Linked DNA regions of Homo sapiens: region 2 is linked to region 1. A link is a loop called in an ENCODE intact Hi-C map of the cell type or tissue named here. Cell type or tissue: GM12878. All regions are shown on one strand. Each heading gives the region's core, and the rest is flanking DNA. Links, peaks and the distances in the headings are about the cores only. Region 1 has its middle 73 kb from the start of SP4. Region 2 overlaps CDCA7L (cell division cycle associated 7 like).

Evidence for each region. Hi-C counts contacts between places; a loop is a spot of excess contacts. Peaks named below come from ENCODE experiments on the same cell type or tissue, not always from the same donor. Only the 100,000 strongest peaks of a DNase experiment are listed, where the experiment ranks them.
Region 2: it touches region 1 in a loop (2.9-fold over the local background); 3 of 110 quality-filtered maps call a loop at or near these places.

The regions. Positions count from the first base shown.
Region 1 is chr7:21,349,440-21,361,046 of GRCh38, forward strand. No RefSeq gene overlaps it. Among named protein-coding and RNA genes, the nearest start is that of SP4, 73 kb to the right of the region's middle. RefSeq lists enhancers at 3,643-3,852, 5,917-5,966. In GM12878, for the core only: no CTCF peak of the experiment used is centred there; DNase peaks (open chromatin) are centred at 3,512 and 6,072; H3K4me3 peaks cover 1,375 bases; H3K27ac peaks cover 4,185 bases.
Region 2 is chr7:21,932,569-21,944,175 of GRCh38, forward strand. The region is part of intron 1 of CDCA7L (cell division cycle associated 7 like); the gene reads right to left. Among named protein-coding and RNA genes, the nearest start is that of CDCA7L, 7.5 kb to the right of the region's middle. RefSeq lists an enhancer at 9,006-9,626. In GM12878, for the core only: no CTCF peak of the experiment used is centred there; DNase peaks (open chromatin) are centred at 6,663, 7,253 and 9,473; H3K4me3 peaks cover 1,716 bases; H3K27ac peaks cover 2,691 bases.

The sequences.
Region 1 (11,607 bases), core at 1,937-9,936:
CCAGTCTCTGGTATTTCTTCATAGCAGTGTGAGAATGGACTAACGCAGTGAAGAAACCCAGCAGACACCAACTTAACCAAACAATCAAGGATAAAATCATCAGAATTAAGACATCATGTCCTTTTTTTTTTTTTTTTTTTTTTTTTGAGACGGAGTTTCACTCTCCTTGCCCAGGCTGGAGTGCAGTGGCACAATCTCAGCTCACTGCAACCTCCACCTCCCGGGTTCAAACGATTCTCCTGTCTCCCCCTGAGTAGCTGGGATTACAGGCGCTTTTCACCATGCCCGGCTAATTTTTGTACTGTTTAGTAGAGACAGGGTTCACCATGTTGGCCAGGCTGGTCTTGAACTCCTGACTTCAGGTGATCCACCCTCCTCTGCCTCCCAAAGTGCTGGGATTACAGGCATGAACCACGATGCCTGGCCAAGACATCATGTCTTAATCAATGCCAAATCAAGAGACATTCTACAAAATCACTGACCAATACTCTTCAAAAGTGTCCAGGTTACAAAAGACAAGGGAAGACTGAGAAACTGTCACCCACTGGAAAAAATCAAGGAGACATGACTACAAAACGTGGGATCCTGGATTGGATCCTGGGACAGAAAAAAAGGATATTAGATAAAAAACTGGGGAAATCTAAATGAAATCTGTAATTTACTTAATAGTATTGTACTATACCAATGTTAATTTCCTAGTTTGATCATTGTACTCTGGTTATATAAGAAGTTAATATTAGGGCAAGCTGGGTGAAAGGTGTATGGGAAATCTGTACTATTTTTGTAACTTTGAAAAGCTTGAAATTCTTTCAAAATTATCATATATTTAAAAGCGAGACAGTGTATGGCAGATGCACCTGACAGCAATAACTTAACTTACACATACCCTGAAGGGTGACCCTATGGTCTAAGAAGAATGTGTGTTCGGAGTTCTGTGCTAAGGAATACGGGAGTGGCCAACCCAGAGATTTACTCCTTATCTATGAAGGATGATTAAATTCCCAGCCCTTAGAACACAGGTCATACCGGATATTGAGGTCCTTTGTTTTGGGTTAAATGGAGGTTTCTAGGTAGACGGTGCTAAGTAAAAAATGCCATGTCAACTGCATGCTTTTTACAAACAGTAGAGGTTCTCCTGTTCAGCCCACATCCACTGGGCCACCCCTGTACGTAAGTACCCCCAATAAACCCTATGTCTCATTCACTATCTCTGGGTCTCTTCTTCAGCCTCTCAGACACAGTATCATCCCTATTGTAGTCAGTGTAAGGGTCTGGCATGACAGACAGCAATGATCTTTGTCAGTACTACCCAAAGTACGTGAGACCAAACGTTTAGAAATTGTTTTAGCAGTAATTTTATGTCTATTGGACTTTAAAAGTTTTTTGACTGGGGCTGAGGCTTCTGGGTTTTTCTTTTGTTTTTTGTTTTCTGAAACAGGACCTCATTCATGCCCAGGCTGGAGTGCAGTGGCATGAACACTGCTCACTGTAGCCTCGACCTCCCCAGGGTCAGGTGATCCTCCCACCTCAGCCTCCTCCTAAGTAGCTACAGGCTTGCACCACCATACCCAGCTAATTTTTGTATTTTTTGTACAGATGGAGTTTTGCCATGTTTCCTAGGCTGGTCTTGAACTCCTGAGCTCAAGCTATCTGCTTGCCTCAGCCTCCCAAAGTGCCGGAATTACAGGCATGAGCCACCACGCCTGACAACTGGGGCTTCCTGAAAAAAATAAACAATAATAACAAGTAAGAAAGTAGTGGGAGGGGCTCTACTGTGTCGTCCCTGGGAAGACTGTCTTTTATTTCACTGACTTTGTGGGAATGGTCATGCCGTCTCTCTCCTTACCTGTTTGTAGCCAACACCAAGAGTGTACCAAATACATTACTCAGCAAGTCCTCAAGAAATGCATCCAAGTGAGAAAAGATGACTAGAATCCACATTTTTCTGCATTAGAAACTTTATAATGCGAAGCTTGTATGTGTAGAGGTCTTTGACCATCATTAGTGTCATAAATGGTCGCTAATACTTATATATATATGTATGTATATATATATATATATATTTTTTTTTTTTTTTCATTTTAAAAAATGAGGCCAGGCACAGTGGCTCACGCCTGTAATCCCAGCACTTTGGGAGGTCAAGGCTGGCAGATCACTTGAGGCCGGGAGTTTGACACCAGCCTGGGAAACATGGCAAAACCCCGTCTCTACAAAAAATACAAAAATTAGCTGGGTATGGTGGCTAAAAATTAGCCAGGCGTGATGGTGCGCAACTGTAATCCCAGCTACTTGGGAGCCTGAGGCAGGAGAATTGCTTGAACCCCCGGGCAGAGGTTGTTGTGAGCTGAGATTGCACCACGGCACTCCAGCCTGAGCGAAAAAGTGAGACTCCGTCTCAAAAATAAATAAATAAATTAATTAATTAATTAAATAAATAGATAATGATTAAGCAACAAAGATCTCTTAAAGAGTTGGAGTCAAACCAAGCCTAGAACTTTTCATTTTGTTTTACAAATTTTATTTCGGCACTCAATCCTTAACCAGATGTGACTACCTTTTAACTCTGATAATGCAGCAGTAAAATTGGAATTTGGATCTCCAACTTTATCAAAAATAACACATTTCTAGTTTTGAAAAGGGCTTTTTCTTTAAAAAAATAATAATTTGAAGGACAATGATTCAGCTGTTGTATTCTTCGAATAGACAATAAATAGAATTATAGCGTTGCTTTCTTCCCCTCCACCTCTTTCTCCTCTTCCACCTCTGCTATACAAATTTTCAAAAAATGTAACATCAATGTGAAATAGAAATGTTGCCATCCACTGTGAAGCAATGAAGTACAGTGTTCATTAAACCCACCAATCCAACTAGAACCCTGAAATAGACTGTGGAAGTCATGGATTCATCTGCATAAAGCCTTTTCCTTTCACCTCTTCTGGTAAAAGAAGCCCTCGCCTCTATGGGAAACAGGGAACATATCTTCCTATTTAGAAGGATTGCAGGGATGGGAAAGTCAGCCAACTTCGGCCAATCAGGCTCATCCTCTGGACTTGTGCTGTACCCTTTCTCTAACCAACTGTAGGCTATGGCACTAACAATGTATCCCTGGAGCAGTGTAGGGTACCATGTATTTTACCAGAGGAAAGACATTTTCAGAGAATAAAGGCAACATAGGGAAAAGCAGAGCGGAGACATGTAGAGAGAGAAGATTGGATGGCTGGGGAGGAGAAAGGAGTCAGAGCAAAAGACAGAGAGGAAACAAGACAGAGAAAAAGACAAGACAGAGAAAAAGAGAGGAAACAAGAAAGCAGAACAGAGAGGCTGAGGCTTTCGATAATGACATGTGGCACAAGAACCCCCATCTCTGTTGGAAGTCAGCAGCTCTTCTGTACCCTTCAGTTACATGCCCGAGGATATCCCAATTTTTCTTCAGCTTGTTGAGGTTGTCATTCTGTCATTTAAAAAAAATAAACATGTTGATGAACATGACCCCTTTATGTGTCTAATCAAATGAAAGAAGGAACTAAGCTCTATAGCAACTGTCCTTGCCTTGACATTTGAATATACCTTTGAGCATGCAGCAGATCAGTCCAGTGAAATCGAAACTGGAACTCAGTTATAAGCTTTCCAGACAGGGCTTGAGCTACACAGAATTTCTAAGAAAGTAAATTTGACTTTGATGTTAGTTCCTCTTTAGTGTTCCCCCATATGACCAGATTCTCACTGCTCTTGTGCAAGGGAGAGAAAAATCATCTGATATGTTTCATTAATGTTTAAAGGTTAATGAACTTACAGCTTACTCCTTCTGGTAACATAGCTGCATTTCACAAGGGTCAAGATCAATGTTTAATCTAAAGAAATGAATCTCTAATGCTGAAATCATGAGGACAGTAATGCATGGATGAGGAAGCTATTTTCTGTCAAGGAAATTATCCTGCTATTTACATGAGGATACAAGTGACACTTTAGGTATCAGAAGCTTGTGCATCTATTTAAAATCCAGATAAGTGATCATGCAAAGGATCGACTCATTTTTCTTTTCTTAGAGTAGAATGAGGCATACGAGTTCAATTATTGAACTTATTGAAATTACTTCCAATAAGTTCCTTCAAAATCCAAAGATATTAATGTCCAATCCTCCTTGACTAACTGCCCTCAGGGACTTTTACCAGCAGGCTATTCTTGACTATACGGGTGCCTAAGACATCGAAGATAAGTGTTGTTCTTAATCAAAATAAAACCACATTCAAGATTTCTGTTCATTCAAGTTACAATCTGTGCTGACAGGACACTAAACAAATACTTACTTTACACAATTGAATAATTGGAATACTAAAAATTTTAAAAGCATTAACCATCTGAATTTCTGAAGAAGGTGAAGAATATTCTAGATTTCTTTGGAAAAATTTCCCTCATTCACTTTCAGCCCTTTTGAATGCCCTCCCCTACATCTGGTCTCTACCTTTTTCCCTTTTGCTTCCTCCATATTCCATTCTTTGGTTTGGTTTGGTTTTGTTTTGTTTTGTTTTTTAGAGACCGGGTCTTGCTCTGTTACCCAGGCTGGTGTGCTGTGGTGCAATCATAGCTCACTGCAACCTGGAGCTTCTGGGCTCAAGCGATCCTCCCACCTCAGCCTCTCTAGTAGCTGCAACTACAGGCATATGACACCACACCTGGCTAATTTTTTTTTTTTTTTTCATTTTTTGTAGAGACAGGGTCTCCCTATCTCTAGGGCTAGGCTAGTCTCAAGCCATCCTGCCGCCTCATCCATTCTTTCTTCATTTGTTCTTCCTTTTCTCTTCCACCCATCATCCCTTCTTCCTGCCTCCTTCAATCGATTACTTGGTTAGTGTTTGTTGGGAAGTTAGTCAGTTCCAGGCAGTGGGCTAAACACAAACATGAAAAGATGGGGTCCTCGCTGTCGTCCTTTTCTGTTGTTGAGTAACAAATCACCCACAAATCTCGCAACTTAAACCAACACGCATTTATTACCTCCCCACTCAGTATACCAGAGAACAACCTGGTGTGGCAGGAATTTCTGCTCAGGGTCACCCATGGCCAGTATTCAGGTGTCAGCCGGGCTGGGAACTTAAGTGTAGGCTCTGAGGAGAAATCCACTTCCAAACCCATTCAGGTTATGACAGAGTACCCTACAGTTACAGGACTGAAGTGCTTTCCATCTGAGATCTGGGACCTGCCTCAGCTCTTTGAAGCCACTCACATTCCTTTTCCCATGGCTCCTCAATCTTTAAGCAGTAATAGTGCCAAATGACTATCGTGCTTCAAACCTGACTGCCTCTATTGTCATCAGCCAGAGAAAACTCCATTTTTAAAGATGTATGTTATTACATTGGGCCCACCAGGCTAATCCAGGCTGGTCTCCCTCTGTAACAAAACATAATCTCAAGCATGATAGCACATTCTGAAGTCCCAGGGACTCGGGAGGGACTTCACTGGGGGCCGCTTTAGAACTTCTGCCTACACATCTGCCATCAGGTGCTCACACAATACATACAAAAACAATAGCACTGCAATAAGATAATTGTACAAAAGAAAGTGCGGTAAACAAAATGTCACACATACATACAATGGAATACTATTCAGCCATAAAAAGGAAGAAAATTCTGACATGCTACAACATGGATGAACCTTGAGGACATTATGCTAAGTGAAATAAACCTATGATCCCACTTATTTGCAGTATCTAGAATAGGCAAATTCACAGAGACAGAAAACAGAATAGAGGTTTCCAGGCATTGGCGGGAAGAAGAATGAAGTTGTTGTTTGATAGTTATAGAGTTCTGTTTGGGATAATGAACGTGTTCTGGAAATGGATAGTGGTGACAGTCACACAGCATTGTGAACATACTTAAAAGTACTGAATCGTATACTTAAAAATGATTTACATGGTGAACTTCATGTTCTGTATATTTTACCACAATAACATAAAATTAAAGTGTTGAAAAAATAGACTGGAGGCATAAGAAAAGAACAGCATAACTTGCTTCCTGAAAGAGCAAAATGTCAGATTGGGCAGGAGATAAGATCAGATGGGTGTGGGTGAGAAGGGTGTGGACTGTGCGGTGGGAGGGACAATGTCATAATTTCAGTTCCCTTTTTGGTCACCACACAGCTAAGGTAACTTGATAATTTTGTCCAAACCTGCCTTCCTTTCTTGCACTAGCTGCCTGGAAAGCAAACCTTATTTAGCAATCACTAATAGTCCTAGAACTTTTGAGTGTTAATGATAGAGGTGTGAATCAAGTACCTGCTATTTATTAAGTGTCACGTTGGTGACCCCAAATTCACCTTGCTTCTAGGAAATAGAAAGAAGGAAACACAGAGACTGAGCACTATGCTGAGCACTGTGCTTCCTTACATAGCTTCAATGCTTCACAATGACAATGCAAGTTAAGTAGCCATGAAACTTGTTTTCCCCAGTTTTACCAATAAAACATTTGGGGTTGTGAAAGTCTGAATAATTGCCCGCATGTCAGGTAACAAAGAAAAGAAAGTACCTTCCCACCTGAGGGTCTTGTAATATGCTGTTCCCTCTACTTGGAATGCCTATCTACTTTCTCAACCTGTCACCACCACCACCATCATCTACACACACACACATCTGCTTAACATTCTGTATCTAATTCCTACCCATTAGTAAGCAAGGCTACCATATTCAGCTTTATAGATTGTGTGCTGCAAGAGTCCCAGGAGCACCATTCACGTAGACCACAATGTAAAAATGCCCTTGGAGTTGTGCAGTGCCCAACCTGCACAAACATACATGGCAAACCTCAGTCTCTCTCTCTTTTTTTTTTTTTTTTTTGGAGATGGAGTCTCGCTCTGTCACCCAGGCTGGAGTGCAGTGAGGCAGTGATGCAATTTCGGCTCACTGCAACCTCCGCCTCCTAGGTTCAAGTGATTCTTCTGCCTTGGCCTCCTGAGTAGCTGGGATTACAGGTGCCTGCCGTCATGCCCAGCTAACTTTTGTATTTTTAGTAGAGATGGGATTTCACTATGTTGACCAAGTTTGTCTCAAACTCCTGACCTCAAATGATCTGCCAGCCTCGGCCTCCCAAAGTGCTGGGATTACAGGCATGAGCCACTCTGCCCTGCCTATACATGGCAAACCTCTCTCAAAGTTTTGGCTTAGGTGTACTTCTATAGGTGGGCCGGGTTAGGTCTTCTCTCATATGCATCTGTATTCTTCTTTAAAGTATCTAGTACAAGCCCACTTAAATAGTTATTTGCATAATTAATATTTTATATATGACTTCCCTGCTAAACTGCAAGTTCAACAAAGGGAGAAATCACATCTGCTTAACTCTTTTTGAACAAAGAAATAAGATAGAGCTGGGTTTGTGTGAGTTCAAAGCAAGGATCTTCCAACTGTCACTTACTGGTGCCTGTGACTGATGCAGAAAAAGATATGGAACCCAGAGAATAATGTACTAACTCTTTCAAACTTAACTCTTGCTATTGTTCCTTCTTTCTGTAACATGTTAGATTAAGTTTGTTTTTTGTTTTTTGGGTTTTTTTGCAATTTTGATAAGGTGTCCATCATGGTGTTTAACATGCCTATATTATCTGCTAAGGGGGCATTCTACAGAGCCACATTTTATACTAGGTAACTTTACTGAATTGAATAGTGTCCCCCCAAAATTCAAGTCTGCTTGGAACCTCAGAAATGGGACCTTATTTGGAAATAGGGTTTTTGCATGTATAATTAGTTAAGACAAGGTCACCATGGATTAGGTTGCCCTAAATCCCATGATTGGTGTCTTAATAGAAGAGGAGACAGAGATCCAGGTACAACAACATTGGGGAAGGAAGACAGGAGGGAAGGAAGGGAAAGAAGGAGGGAAGAAGGCCATGTGATGACAGAGGCAAAGACAGGAGTGACGCAAGCTAAGGAACAAGACTTGTCAGCAACCACCAGAAGCTACAAAGAGGCAACAAAGGACTTCTCCAGAGCCTTTGGACAGAGAATGGTGCTGCCTACAATTGGATTTTGGAGTTCTAGCCTCTGGAACCATGAGAAAATAACTTTCTGTTGCTTTAAGCCACTCAGTTTCTGGTACTTTGCTAAAGCAACCCTACTTAGGATCAAAATAATCCTAGGTGCTATAGCAAATAAACCTCCAATTGTTAGTAGCTTAGTGATAGAATTTGAGACTCAGCAGTTATAACCTACAGTAGGTGTTCCAGGTATATTGGTGGCTGTTCTCCACATGGTGATTCAGTGATCCAGGCTTTTTAAATCTTGTGTTTCCACCACTTTCTAGGGCCCCTTTGTCTATGGAAACGGGAAAAGAGAGTTTAGAACACATATTAGCTGTTTAAGTTGTCTTGACTTAGACGTGACAAAAATTTCTGCTCACATTCCATTGTCAAGAACTGGTTAAATGGCCCCACTAGATAAAAGAGTAAATACAGGTGCTTTTGAGTGATAATTCTATATTGTGGAAGGGGAACACACATTTTGCTGGGCAATTTGCCATCTCTACTACACTGCCCTCCCAACCTCAGTTGATGTGGTCAGCCTGAGGAGTAACTTCATGCTTGGCATCAAACAATGAGCTTGATTAATCATATTCTCTTTTTTTGGAATTTTGTTTTAGAACTTTAGAGAGAAGATCAGCTGTGGTGGCCTCACACCTGTAACCCCAGCACTTTGGGAGGCTGAGGCATGCAGATCACTTGAGGTCAGGAGTCCGAGACCAGCCTGTCCAACATGGTGAAACCCTGTCTCTACTAAAAATACAAAAATTAGCTGGGCATGGTGGTGTGTACCTGTAGTCCCAGCTACTCAGGAGGCTGAGGCAGGAGAATCGCTTGAACCCAGGAGGCAGGGGTTGCAGTGCGCTGAGATTGCGCCACTGCATTCCAGCCTGAGTGACAGAGTGAGCTCTGTCTCAAAAAATAAAAAAAAAAGAACCTCAGAAAGAATTTAGCTCTTAATAGCTCTCTTATGTTACAGTTTTGGGTTTGAATTTTTTAACCTCTTGCCTCAACCTCTTCCCAATTCCTGGGATCAGAGACTGTACCTGATTCATCTTTATACCTGACAAAATGTCTCACCCAATGGTTTACAGATGGCAGGATTTCACACATATTAGTGTATGCATGCCTATATGAATGTATGAATTAGGAAGCATTAAGAGTAAAAAGTTATGGTACTATAATTTTAATGTAGGTGATCTAAGTGACCATACTCAACTGTACTTAAAACATTATTTTATGGGGCTTGTACAGTGACACTTCTCCATTTGTAAAGAAATCAGTCACCAGATTCTAATTTTCTTCGTTTGCCATGCTCTGTATTCAACAGTGCAGGAGAACTGTGTGTCAGAGGAAGTGATCACTCTCTATTTACATGCAACTTACTCAGGTTTTTGCACAACAGTTTGCCATTTGTCAATACTAACATGTCCTCAGCAAACAGCCACATTGGATGAATTATGGTTTTCTTCTCACACTCAGAGCAGCAGTAACCCACGGCCACGTCTAGTTAGAGCCTACAGTCGTTAACCATCATTACAAGAGACTCGGCCTTAACACAAAAACATTTCAGCAGCTCTTTGGCAAAAGGCTAAAATATCTGGGTTACTCAATGTCATATCCAATTTTGTGCACTTCTGTGGGATTGCTGGAAGCAAAGTGAAGTTATTGGGGCCTGTGAAGTACAATAAATGGACTCCTAGACAAGCTCCTTCAATGTCAGGGAACTGGGTATGTGTGTTATGAAATTAAATGTATATAGATTTATATACAGATGTTTATACTGTTGTAAATCAAGATATATTCTTTCTTAGCTAAATTGGGATTTGCTTATAGATCTGCTCTTTTCCCCACAGAAGAGGTTGAGCTTTGTTTGTTTTCTTCCCCTCAAGAGCAGCACCGTATGATGCCACATAATTCCTAGAGATATCAGAAAGTAATCTTCTCTGTTCCCTTATGAGTGTCAAGAGCTAATCCCTGGGGGAAAGGGAAGAATTTTTGAGATTTATCTGCTGTCTTTTTTAAACACTTTGCAAGTGAATTATTGCAATCTGCATGGGGCACTCAAAATGACAACTCTCACTAAACACTAACCACCATTCAATTGCTGAAGAAGAGGGCAAAGAAATATGACCAGTATAAAATGGGAGTCCTTTTCTTGAAGCCAAGAGAAGAAGTTCATATAATTGTTCAATTCTGCCACAAGTCATTACATTGGAAGTGAAAAATTTAGTCAAAGAAGCGACAGAGTTAAATGGGGGTATCTGACATGTTTTATTTTCACCAGTAGGACTGACAAATTTTAAAAGGATTAGATGGCTGAGATATCTTCTGGTCAGGAAGTCTCCTTGAACAGGAAAGAGAAAATTTAGGTTGTCAGTCTTAGATACTTTTTGTCACTACCTCTATACTTTAAAATCTATAACCAAGGTGAATCTAAAGGATAATTTTAAATGGTCCTTGGTGGAACAATACTGGTGGTCTCTTTTTCTATGCCATGTAAAGGGAGGGAAATTTGCTCTTACCTGCCCAGTAGAAATAGCCCAACCATTCCTGCAATTAAAAATGAGAAAATTTAGCCTGCTTTCAGTGTCACTATAGGAAGGAAAAAGAAAAAAAAAAAAACAATTACTCTAAAAACAATAAAATGTACTCATGATAAATTATCCTGGTGATATCACCTGTACTCAAGAAAGAAATATGACAAATGATAGATTCTTTTTCTTGTTTCCTAGGAGAAAGAAAAATAGCATATTCAAACATCAAGACAATAACAAGTTTTGTAGTAATAGAATTTTTTAGAGATATCTAAAGATAGCACCACATTTGAGTAGCATGTATGTATCAGGCTCTGCTCCAGGCACTTTCTGCCAATTATCACTAATATGCACCATCAACTAATAATAAGAGTGGCTATGTTACTATTCCCAGCTTACAGAAGAGGAAACTGTTGCTCAGTGAAGATCAGAAATGTGTCCAGAACATCACAGCTAGTAATTTGTGGTGCTAGCATTTTGTGATACTAAAAGCTGTGCTCTCTCCATCATATTACAGTAATTCCCAAAACACTGGCCCCAGCATCATAGAAACAATCTAGGGTGAATCTTAGCTATACTACACAGAGCTAGATGGATAGAGGGAAATTTCTAGACACAATCTTCCCCTTTGTATGGGGTTCAGAGTTTCAGAACCATCCTGATATGAGCAAAGTGAAAACCCATATTTGGGTAACTGACTTACATACAAATTAAACTAATAAATAGTCAGGTGTCCCCACACAAAATACCTCCTGTCATTACACTACTACCAGGTAGTACAATCCTTTCCCTTTTTAGGCTGCCTATTATTTTGACGTTAGCCTTTATGTGTGAGTTCTCAACATGGCTCGTATTCTCTCATTGCTGGTGTCCTGCTGCAGAGGGGCATAAACTATAGGAACACAAATCATGTATAAAAGTGCTATCTTGGCTGTGCACAGTGGCTCACGCCTGCAATCCTAGCACCTTGGGAGGCCAAAGCAGGTGGATCACAAGGTCAAGAGATCGAGGCCATCCTGCCCAACATGGTGAAACCCCGTCTCAACTAAAAATACAAAAATTAGCTGGA
Region 2 (11,607 bases), core at 3,368-11,367, 580 kb after region 1:
TAAATGGTGCTGGGAAAACTGGCTAGCCATATGCAGAAAACTGAAACTGGACCCCTTCCTTGCACCTTGTACAAAAATTAACTGAATATGGATTAAAGACTTAAATGTAAAACCTAAAACCATAAACACCCTAGAAAAAAACCTAGGCAATACCATTCAGGACATAGGCAGGGGCAAGGACTTCATGACTAAAACACCAAAAGCAATGGCAACAAAAGCCAGAATTGACAAATGGGATCTAATTAAACTAAAGAGCTTCTGCACAGCAAAAGAAACTATCATCAGAGTGAACAGGCAACTTACAGAATGGAAGAAAATTTTTGTAATCTACCCATATGACAAAGGGCTAATATCCAGAATCTACAAGGAAATTAAACAAATTTATAAGAAAAAAAAAAAGAACAACTTCATCAAAAAGTGGGCGAAAGATATGATACTTCTCAAAAGAAGACATTTATACTGCCAACAAACATATGAAAAAAAGCTCATCATCACTGGTCATTAAAGAAATGCAAATCAAAACCACAATGAAATACCATCTCGTGCCAGTTAGAATGGCGAACATTAAAAAGTCAGGAAACAACAGATGCTGGAGGGGATGTGGAGAAATAGGAATGCTTTTACACTGTTGGTGGGAGTGTAAATTAGTTCAACCATTGCAGAAGACAGTGTGGCGATTCCTCAAGGATCTAGAACCAGAAATACCATTTGACCCAGCAATCCATTACTGGGTTTATACCCAAAGGATTATAAATCATTCTACTATAAAGACACATGCACATGTATGTTTATTGTGGCACTGTTCACGATAGCAAAGACTTGGAACCAACCCAAATGCCCATCAATGATAGACTGGATAAAGAAAATGTGGCACATATACACCATGGAATACTATGCAGCCATAAAAAAGGATGTGTTCATGTCCTTTGCAGGGACATGGATGAAGCAGGAAACCAGCTAAATTATCAGCAAACTAACACAAGAACAGAAAACCAAACACCACATATTCTTATTCATAGTTGGCAGGTGAACAATGAGAACACATGGACATGGGAAGAGGAACATCACACACTGGGGCCCGTCGGGGTTGGGGGACTAGAGGAGGGATATCATTAGGAGAAATAACTAATGTAGACGACGGGTTAATGGGTGCAGCAAACCACCATGGCACATGTATACCTATGTAACAAACCTGCACGTTCTGCACATGCATCCCAGAACTTAAAGTATAAAAAAAAGAAAAAAAAAGATTATCAGCCGTTTTATCACAGAAACCTTAAAGGTCAGAAAGCAGTAGGATGATTTATTTGTAACATATTTAAAATGTAGAAGGGAAAAAAACTATCAAACAAGAATTCTCCATCTGGTTAAAAAAAAAAAACTGCCCTTCAAAAATGAGATAAAAATTAAGACATTCCCAAATAAACAAAAGCCAAGGGAATTCATTACTACTGGCATTTGCAACAGAAAATGCTGAAAGGAGTACTTCACATTTACATGAAAGTCACTACACCGTAACTTTGTCAAAGCCATACAAAAATATAAGGTTCTCAGGTAAAGGTAAATACATGGACAAATATAAAAACTAGAGTATTATTGTAAATTTGGCTTATAACTCTACTTGTTATTTTCTAAAGGATTAAAAATACTTACGAATCTGTTCATGGATACACAACACATAAAGATGTAATTCCTGATCTCAATTACATAAAATGATGGAAAAAGAGCTATATAGGAGTAGAATTTTTGTATGTCGCTGAAGTGAAATTGGTATCATTCAAACCAGATTGCTATAACTTTAGAATGTTATATGTAATCTCCATGGTAACACAAAAACTATCTAAGAAGAAAAGGAAATGAAATGAGAAGAGAGTCAAAATGTGCCAATACTAAGCAATCAACTAAACTCAAAGGAAGGCAATAACAGAGGAAATGAGGGACAAAAAAGCCATAGGATATACAGAAAACCTATTTCTTAAATCACAAGATTAAGTAATTCCCCACCAGTAATTACTTTAAATTTAAATGTGTTAAACTCCAAATCAAAAGAAATTGACTGGCAGGAAGGATTTTTTCAAAATAGGATACAACTCTACACTATCTACAACAGACTCACTTTAGATCTAAAGACACCAATAGGTTAAAAGTAAAAGGACAGAAAAAGATACTCGATGCAAATAATAACCAAAAGAGAGATGGAGTGGCTATACTAATATGAGACAAAATAGTCAAAAACTGTTGTGAAAGACAAAGACATTACAGATTGATAAAAGAGCCAATTCACTAGAAGATAGAACAATTATAAATATATACACACACCAAACATCAAAGATCCCAAATATATGAAGCAAACACTGACAGAACTGAATGAAGAAATAGACTGTTCTGCAACAACAGATAGAAACTTCAACACCCCACTTTCAACAGTGAACAGAACAAGACAGAGCAATAAGGAAACAGAAGACTTGAGCAACATTATAAACCAACTAAAACTAATAGCACTCAACCCAACAACAGAATAAACACTTTTCTCAAGTACTTACAGAAAATTTTCCAGGACACACTATATGTTAGGCCACAAAACAAGTGTGAATATATTTTTAAATGACTGAAATAATACTATCCTTTGTTACAGTAGAGTGAAACTAGAAATCAGTAACAGAAGGAAAAATGAAAAATTCACAAATATGTGGAAATTAAATAACATATTCCTAAACAACCATGGGTCAAAGAAGACATCACAAGGGAAATTAGAAAATACTTTGAAACAAATGTAAATGAAAACAAAATTTACCAAAATATATGGGATGCAGCAAAAGGCACTGCTAAGAGGTAAATTTATAGCTGTAAACACAATAAAAATGAAGATCTCCAACCAAAAAACAAACCATACACATTAGGGGAACAGGAAATGTATAGCACACCAAACCCAAAGTTAGCAAGAGGAAGGAAACAAAGATTAAAACAGATATGAATAGAATAGATAATAGAATAAGAGAAAAATCAATGAAGCCAAAAGTTTATTCTTTGAAAAAAAAAATCAACAAATTGGCAAATCTTAAGCTACATGACTAGAAAATATACAGAGAAAACTCAAATTACTAACGTTAGTAATGAAATTGGACATTACTACCAATTTTACATAAATAAAAAGGACTGGCCAGGCGCTGTGGCTCACGCCTGTAATCCCAACACTTTGAGAGGCAGAGGTGGGTGGATCACAAGGTCAGGAGTTCAAGACCAGCCTGGCCAAGATGGTGAAACCCCATCTCTACTAAAAATGCAAAAAAATTAGCCAGGCTTGGTGGTGGGCGCCTGTAATCCCAGCTACTTGGGAGGCTGAAACAGAGAACTGCTTGAACCCAGGAGGCGGAGGTTGCAGTGAGCCGCTACTGTGCCACTACACTCCAGCCTGGGCGACAGAGCAAGACTCCGTCTCAAAATGAATAAATAAATAAATAAATAGGATTTTAAGAGTACTATAAACAACCGTATGCCAACAAATTGGATTATCTAGATATAATGGATAAATCCCGAGAAACAAACAACCTAGCTAGATTAAATTATGAAGAAACAGAAGATCTGAATATATTTGAAATAAGGATTTTAAGTAGTAATCAAAACCCTCCCAACAAAGTAAACCCCAGGACAAGATGGCTTCATGGGTAATTCTACCAAACATTTAAAGAAGAACAAACACCAGTCTTTCTCAAAGTCTTCCAAAAACTTGAAGAAGGAGGAACACTTGAAACTCATTCTATGTGACCAGCATTATCCTGATACCAAAGCCAGAGAAAGATACTAGAAAACTATACAGCCATATCTCTTACGAATACTGATACAAGAATACTCAACAAAATGCAGGTAAAACAAATTCGGCAGTGTAGCAAAAGGATTATACAAGATCACCAAGTGGCATTTATTCTAGGAATGCAAAATGGTTCAAACACATAAAAATCAATTAATGTAGTACACCCTATGAACAGAATAAAGGGGAAAAACAAAGATCATCTCAACTGATGCAGAAAAACATCTGACAAAATTCAACACCCTTCCCTCATCAGAAAAAAAAAAAATAGAAGGAAACTTAAACTCACCAACATAAGGCTATATACGAAAAACCCGCAACTAACAAGATACTCAATGATGAATGGAAGATTGAAAGCTTTTCCCCTAAGATCAGGAGCTAGACAAATATGCCTGCTTTTACCACTTCTATTCAACGCAGTATTGGGAGGTCTAGCCAGACCAATCAGGCAAGAAAAATAAATAACGCATCCAAATTGGAAAGGAAGAAGCAAAATTTATCTCTGCTATAAGAGACGTGATTATATATGTAGAGAACACTAGAGATTACACAAAAAGTAGTTAGAGCTAACAATTAGACATTGCAGGACACAAAATCAACACAAAAATCAACTATGCTTCTACACACTAACAATGAACAATTATGAAAATTAAGAAAACGATTCCATTTACAATGGCATCAGAATAATAAAGTACTTAGAAATAAGTTTAACCAAAAAGGCGAAAAAAGCCTTGTACACTGAAAACTACATCCCCGAAAAAATCAAGGAAGACAAGGAAATGGAGAACCATCCCATGTTCATGGATTGGAAGGCTTAATATAAGGTGACAATACTAACTGAAGCTATGTACAGACTCAATGTATTCCTTCTCAAACTCTCAGTGACTTCTTTCGTAAAAACAAAAGTCCATCCTAAAATTAATGTGGAATCTCAAAGGACCCTAAATAGCCAAAACAATCTTAAAAAAGAAGAACAGACCAGGCGCAGTGGCTCACACCTGAAATCCTAGCACTTTGGGAGGCTGAGGTGGGCAGACTGCCTGAACTCAGGAGTTTCAGACCACCCTGGGCAACATGGTGAAACCCCATCTCTACTAAAATACAAAAAAAAATTAGCCAGGCATGGCAGCATGTGCCTGTAGTCCCGGCTACTCGGGAGGCTGAGGCAGGAGAATTGCTTGAACCCAGGAGGCAGAGGTTACAGTGAGCCGAGATTGCACCACTGCACCCTAGCCTAGGTGACAGAACAAGACTCCATCCCTTAAAAAAGAAAAAAAAAAAAAAGAACAGTGTTAGAGGACTCACATTTCCTGACTTCAATACTTACTACAAAGCTATAGTAATCAAAACAGTGTGGTCTTGGCATAAAGGCAGACATATATATCAATGGAAATGAATAAAGAGCCCAGATACAAACCCTTGCATATACAGTTAACTAATTTTCAACAAGGATGCCAAGAATAATGGCAAAGAACAGTATTTTCAACAAACAGTGCTGGGAAAATTGGATTAGGTTGGACCCTTACCTTAAGCCATCTATAAAAACTAACTCAAGATGGATCAAAGATCTAAATATAAGAGCTAAAACTATAAAACTCATGGAAGAAAATACAGGGGAAAAGTTTCATGACACTGAATTTGGCAATAATTTCTTGGATATGGCAACAAAAGAAAAATAAATAAACTAGACCTCAAAATTAAAAACTTTTGTGCAAAGGGCGCTATCAAGACAGTGAAAAGGCAACCTATATAGAATGAGAGAAAATATTTGCAAATAATATCTAATAAGGGATTAATATCCAAGATATATAAATAACTCACTTAACAACTACAAAAACCCAGTTAAGAAATGGGCAAAGGACTTGAATTAACATTTCTTCAAAGAAGAGGTACAGGTGACCAACGGGCACAAGAAAAAAATTCTTAACATCACTAATCATTGGGGAAATGCAAAACAAAACCACGATGAGATACCACTTTATGCACATTAGAATGGCCATTAAAAAAAAATCCAGGAAAGAACTAGGGCTGGCAAAGACGTGAAGAAATTGGAACACTCGTGCACTGCTTATGATGATATAAAATGACACAGCCACTGTGCCAAACAGTATAGTGGTTTCTGAAAAAATTGAATTTAGTATTATCATATAACCCAGCAATTCTACTTTTAGGAACACACACCCAGAACAACTGAAAGCAGGGACTGAAGCAGATATTTGTATGCCAATGTTTATTCATTGGTATTTACAATAGCCAAAAGGTGGAAACAACCGACAACATAAATAGATGAGTAAATAAAGATGGTATGTACACATAAGAGTATTATTCAGACTTTAAAAGAAATGACGTCAGGCACAGTGTCTTATGCCTCTAATCCCAGCACTTTGGGAGGCCAAGACAGGAGGATTGCTTGAGCCCAGGAGTTCAAGACCAACCTGGGCAACACAGAGACTCCATCTCTACCAGAAATTTTAAAAAGAAAAATTAGCCAAGCAGGGTAGTACATACCTATAGTCCCAGCTACTCAAGAGGTTGCAGTGGGAGGATCACTTGAGCCCAGGAGGTCAAGGCGCAGTGAGCCACGATAGCACCACTGCACTCCAGCCTGGGCAACAGAGTGAGACCCTGTCTCAAAAGAGAAATAATTGAAAAAAAATTCTGATACATACTATAACATGGATAAACTTTAATAACAATGTTAAGTGAAATGAGCCAGTGACAAAAGGACAAATACCATATGATTCCACTCATATGAGATACCTAGGATAGTCATATCCTCAGAGACAGAAACTAAAACAGAAGTAACCAGGGGCTGGAGGAAGAGGTCATAGGGGTAATTGTTTAGTAGGTAGAGAGTTTCAGTTTAAAATGATGAAAAAGCTCATGAGAGATCAGTGATGGCGGCACAACATTGTGACTATACTTAGTAACACTGAAAGGTTAAAAATAGTACCTTTTATTATGTATATCTTACCACAATAAAAAGCCCCACAGGGTAGTCAATGTTATGTTTAAAAGAGAAGAAATAAATGGGAAGTCATTTTAGATATGTATTTACACAGGTCTTAGAAGAGCTATTCAGCAGATGAGTACCTAATGAACTGGAATTTTGGCAGAGATCCTGGGAGTGAAGTGAACCAAATCACTTGGGAAGTGTGAAGTAATTTCCTCCTCCAGGGAGGTCAGCAGATAGAACATGTGAAGCCAATGTTAAGATTTCTCTGGAGTCTAAAAGATTATCAAATTGGACAAGTCTGTTCTCAGTGTTTTCCAACAAGGTGCAACTGACGTTTTGGACAGAACAACTGCTTCATCCTGTAGGACTCTCCTGCCTGCCACATGGTACTTAATACCCCTGAACTCCAAACCACTTACCAGGGGCATTCCCCTCACCCTCATCACTCTAACAATCAAAAAGAAACCCACCCACGTTTGTTACCACGACTACCATGACCCCAGATCACTCAGATGACAACCACAGAGTGATTGAATCCAAAACTGAAATAGGAGCACCCTGGTCTGTTAGGATATGACAAGCTATAAAGCAGTAGCAAACAACCCTAAATCTCAATCAATAGCTTCAAACCAAAAAAAAAAAAAAAAAAAAAGGCTTCCGTCTTGTTCACATTACATGTCCATCACAGGCCAGCCCAAGGCTCTATTCCACACTGTCCTCACACCAGAACCTGGGCTGATAGAGCTACCACTCTGCAGAATGCTGACAGATGCAGTGGCAGAGGGAATGAGATACAGTAAGTGGTATGCTGGCATTTAAATAATTCACTTAGAAGTGACATATAGTACTTCTCATATTCCACTGGCCAAAGCAAGTCAAATAGCCTTGACTGTTTCAGGGCCAGGAAAGTGCAACCCTACACCACTTACCTGGAAGGAAAAGAACCAGCCCTGATGACTTCCAAACTATGCCTGCGAAGTGCTCTGAAAAGTAGAAAACGCTATATAAATGTTAATTAAAAGAGTATATTACTAACAATACTACTTTGCCCTTCCATCCATTCAATGGATATTTATTAGGCATCTAATACATGCTGGACATCGTCTCCTAAGCATCAAATATATGCCAGACACCATGCTAAGAGAGCTGATGAAAACTGAGTCGTAAGTGGTAGGGTAAGAGAAACAATCTTTAAACAATTCCAGTGTGGTATGATAAATGTGATCAGGGAAGTCAGCCCAGGTACTCCAGAAGTTCCCAGGGCGAGCACCTGAGCCAGCGGTGGGGGCAATGGATGGGAAGACTTCCAGGAGCAGTAACCTACATAGCTGCAGGATGCAGTCACCCTGGAGAACCTGCTGTAGATGCACAGGTGGAAGCATGAATGTGGGCGCTGTGGATGGGGTGTCCCTGCCTTCCGCCAAGTCAATGAGACCAACTTGCCACAAATTCCCCATAGCCCTAATCTGCAGTCACTTCCACTAAATGTCCACTGACACATTTATAGGTTTTCTTGGTTTTCTAGGCAGACCGGATGTAAAGAACAGATTTCTGGGACTACTCTCCACTTTCCCCCCAACTAGAACATTCTATGAGATGCTCTAAGTTCAAGGAGACAACATTCTTTCAGTCCAGTTATCATAAGCTTGGTTCTAACCTCAGCAAAAACTGCTTTCTTTCAGCTAATATAGCGCAACAAAAGGGGAAATGCCCTAGGAAAACAATGTGTCAGAGGCTCCTAACCATTGAAAATCAGGCACATTCCCTTTATGAGATATTAAATACATTATAAAGAGTTATTAAAAATAGTGCAGACTCCAACACAAGCCGTAAGATATACAGTATACCACCCTGAGATATTTATTTCCTCTAATAAAGAAAAAAATATTTTTTCAACAGAAAATACATAAAATACACATCTAGAAACACTAGACAGTCACTAAAAATGAAAACTGTAAAGATCTCTACGCTACTAGGAAAAGTAATGCTGATAGTGCTAAGGAAAGCAGATTCCAACAGCAATCATACTGTAAAGGTTAGACAAAGATGACGACTGTGCTACAGGCAAACACTTCATGGAAACTGCAGAAAATGGGGCACGGAGAGTAGGGGAAGCAGAGAAGTGGTTCAGTGCAGCTTACGGTAACATGTTATTGTTTGTACAATGCAAATTTCACATAAAAGTCATTCCTATGTAAAAGCTTGGTGGATCTTATTCACATTCCCAAACTGACTTTTACAGGCAGTATAAAGCATAATCTGGTGAGTTCCTAAAAAAGAACCAGACTAGCTGCTGTTAACACTCCAGCCCTTCTAGTTAAAGGGAGGAGGGAACAGGGCAAGTTTCCTGACTCACCAAGGCCCGGTGATTCCAGCAGCAAGGGCCAATTCCTTACAAATTGCCCTGAGCAAATTAGTCAATTTAGCCTTATCTTTAAAAGGCAGATAACACAACCTACTTCACAGAACTACAGTGGGGATTAAATCTGATAACTTTTAAGTACTTAGCACAGCATGACTTTTAAAAGGAAGTGATAGTTTCCATTCCTTGGGGGCAAAAAAGGATGGCTCTTAAGGTCTCCCTCTACTCTCCAAACCCAAGGTCCCCCAGGTCCCCATAGCACAGAGCAGGAGCCAGCTGAGCTCTGGCAAAAGCAGAAGAGGAAGGGAGTTCAAGCATGGCCTTCTGGTAGAGAGTGTGGGGAAAGAGGCGTGTTTTCTGTGTCTTTGTTCTTCCACCCTACCAATGCCTAGCACATAACCGGTGCTCAACTGACTATCTGATCAGTGTACTAACCCAGTCAGCAAGCCCTCTATCCTCAGCTGATGATCATGAAGGAAAACAGGCAGGAAACATCAACGATTTATTTGAACTAAAGCTCAGGCCCCTTGCACTGTGAGACTCCACACTTTATTTCTGTGCTGCATGCAGGGTGCTAGCATTTACTACTATGGAAGATACATTTTTCTGAGTGTTAACTTCAGTGGTATTTACCAAATATGCCTCTGAATGGTCCTATTTCAAAAAAACTACAGAAAGCACTGCTTTTCATAAACAAAAAGAACAAAATGGCCCCAGTAGTATTTTCTTATCTCTATCCCTACCTACTTTAAGTAGCCTGTAATCTATTCCATTTTGGTGAATAAAGCCGAGTCTTTTCTAAAACAAAACTGTATACTGGAGGTAAATATTCTAAAACATAACTTTGAGTAAAGGAAAACTCTCAAGAGCAGTTTAAATGTAATGCCTGGCTTATTCTATTCCAATGATGTTCTAATCTTTTTCATTAATTTACTCTAATGTTTGTAATTGTTTTAGGCCACAATTATCTCATTGTTTCCTGGCCTGTGTACCTGATCAGAATCATTATGATCTCTGAGGTTTTCGCCTGATTTTTGAGAATCCTGCTCTGCTATGGATGGGGTAGCCAGCAGAACACAGAACAACCAAGGAGCGTTTTAAATACAAGACTATTAGAGTGGCAAATCATTGTCCTTTCTGTGACCAGCTTCTGGGGCTCTGGAATTACATGTTAAACAACAGGATCAGATGGGAGCACTTTGCAGCTAAGAGACCAATACCAGAAAAATACCCCTTTACCCCTTCAACAGCGTGCTCCTGCCTATTTACAAGAACATTTAGCATCATTTCCTTCTCAAATGGGCCATCCTGTACTCTGGAGCTAGAACAGAGTACGAGGAGAACACTGACATTCAGTGCCTACCAGTTTCTCTCCTACGGAGCTGCAGCAAGCTGGAGCTCCCATGAGCTGCACTGTTGACAGCTCTTAGTCAGGGATCACACCCTTGCCTTTACGAGCTATTTCTGTCATTTTATATAAAAGCACAAAGACACAGTGGTCAGCACGACAAGACTACAGCCTGGGGGAAGCGTAATCACTGTCAGAGGACATCAAATCCAACACACTGGTGGGATGGCAGGAAAGCAGACTCGAAAGTAGTTCAGAGTAAATGAGTCTCCTTGTTTGCTTCTTACTCATAACATTAGGCCTAAGCTGCTTTGCTGAAACACTTAGCTCTGCGCTTTCCAAGCGATAGAAATTATACTTACTCCAATGTGTGAGATGAAAACCCACTGCACACTGAGCTGAGCGACATTTGATGTGCAGTAATGCCACTTCAGGTGGTTCATCACATTGCTTTATTCATAAGGCTGGGGGACAGGGTGGAACCACACGAATTTAACATCTTGCTGTGCCTGAAATGTTCATTAAGTGTTCTTATCCGCAGTCACCTGCCCACCCCACAGAACCACTCTCCACTAATTTAGAGACTATAATCTGTGCACATTTAAATTACGATGAACAGGAACATTTCCACTGGAAAAACCATCACACATCTTTGATTTGCACTGCCAATTAGGTCTTCAGAAAAGGAAAAAAAAAAAAACCCTGATCATCTTACATATAGTAATTTGCCTTAATTGGTGCATAATGGATCGGATATAATTTGTGGGTAACCCCTACATGATAAATAGTTTATTTAACATTTTAGAACTACCAAAAATTAGCCTCATTGTGTGGCAGTAAACGCTCACTTCCAACTACACATTCTGGGACTTCTGAGTTTCCTAAGCATGAATTATGAATATCAGTAGTGGAAGTGCAAAGAACTCTCCAGCTTAACAACAGGAGTGACACATTCCAGAAACATTTTCTGATTACATTCACAAGGAGCTCCGGAGTGATAAATTCCAGATACATTTTCTGACTAAACTCACAAGGAGCTCAAATCTCCATCCAGAGGGTTTGTTTTTTGTTTTTAGTCCTGTAGCAACAGAAACTCCTAGAAGGTTAGGACGCCAGCCGGAAGTGGTGGCTCA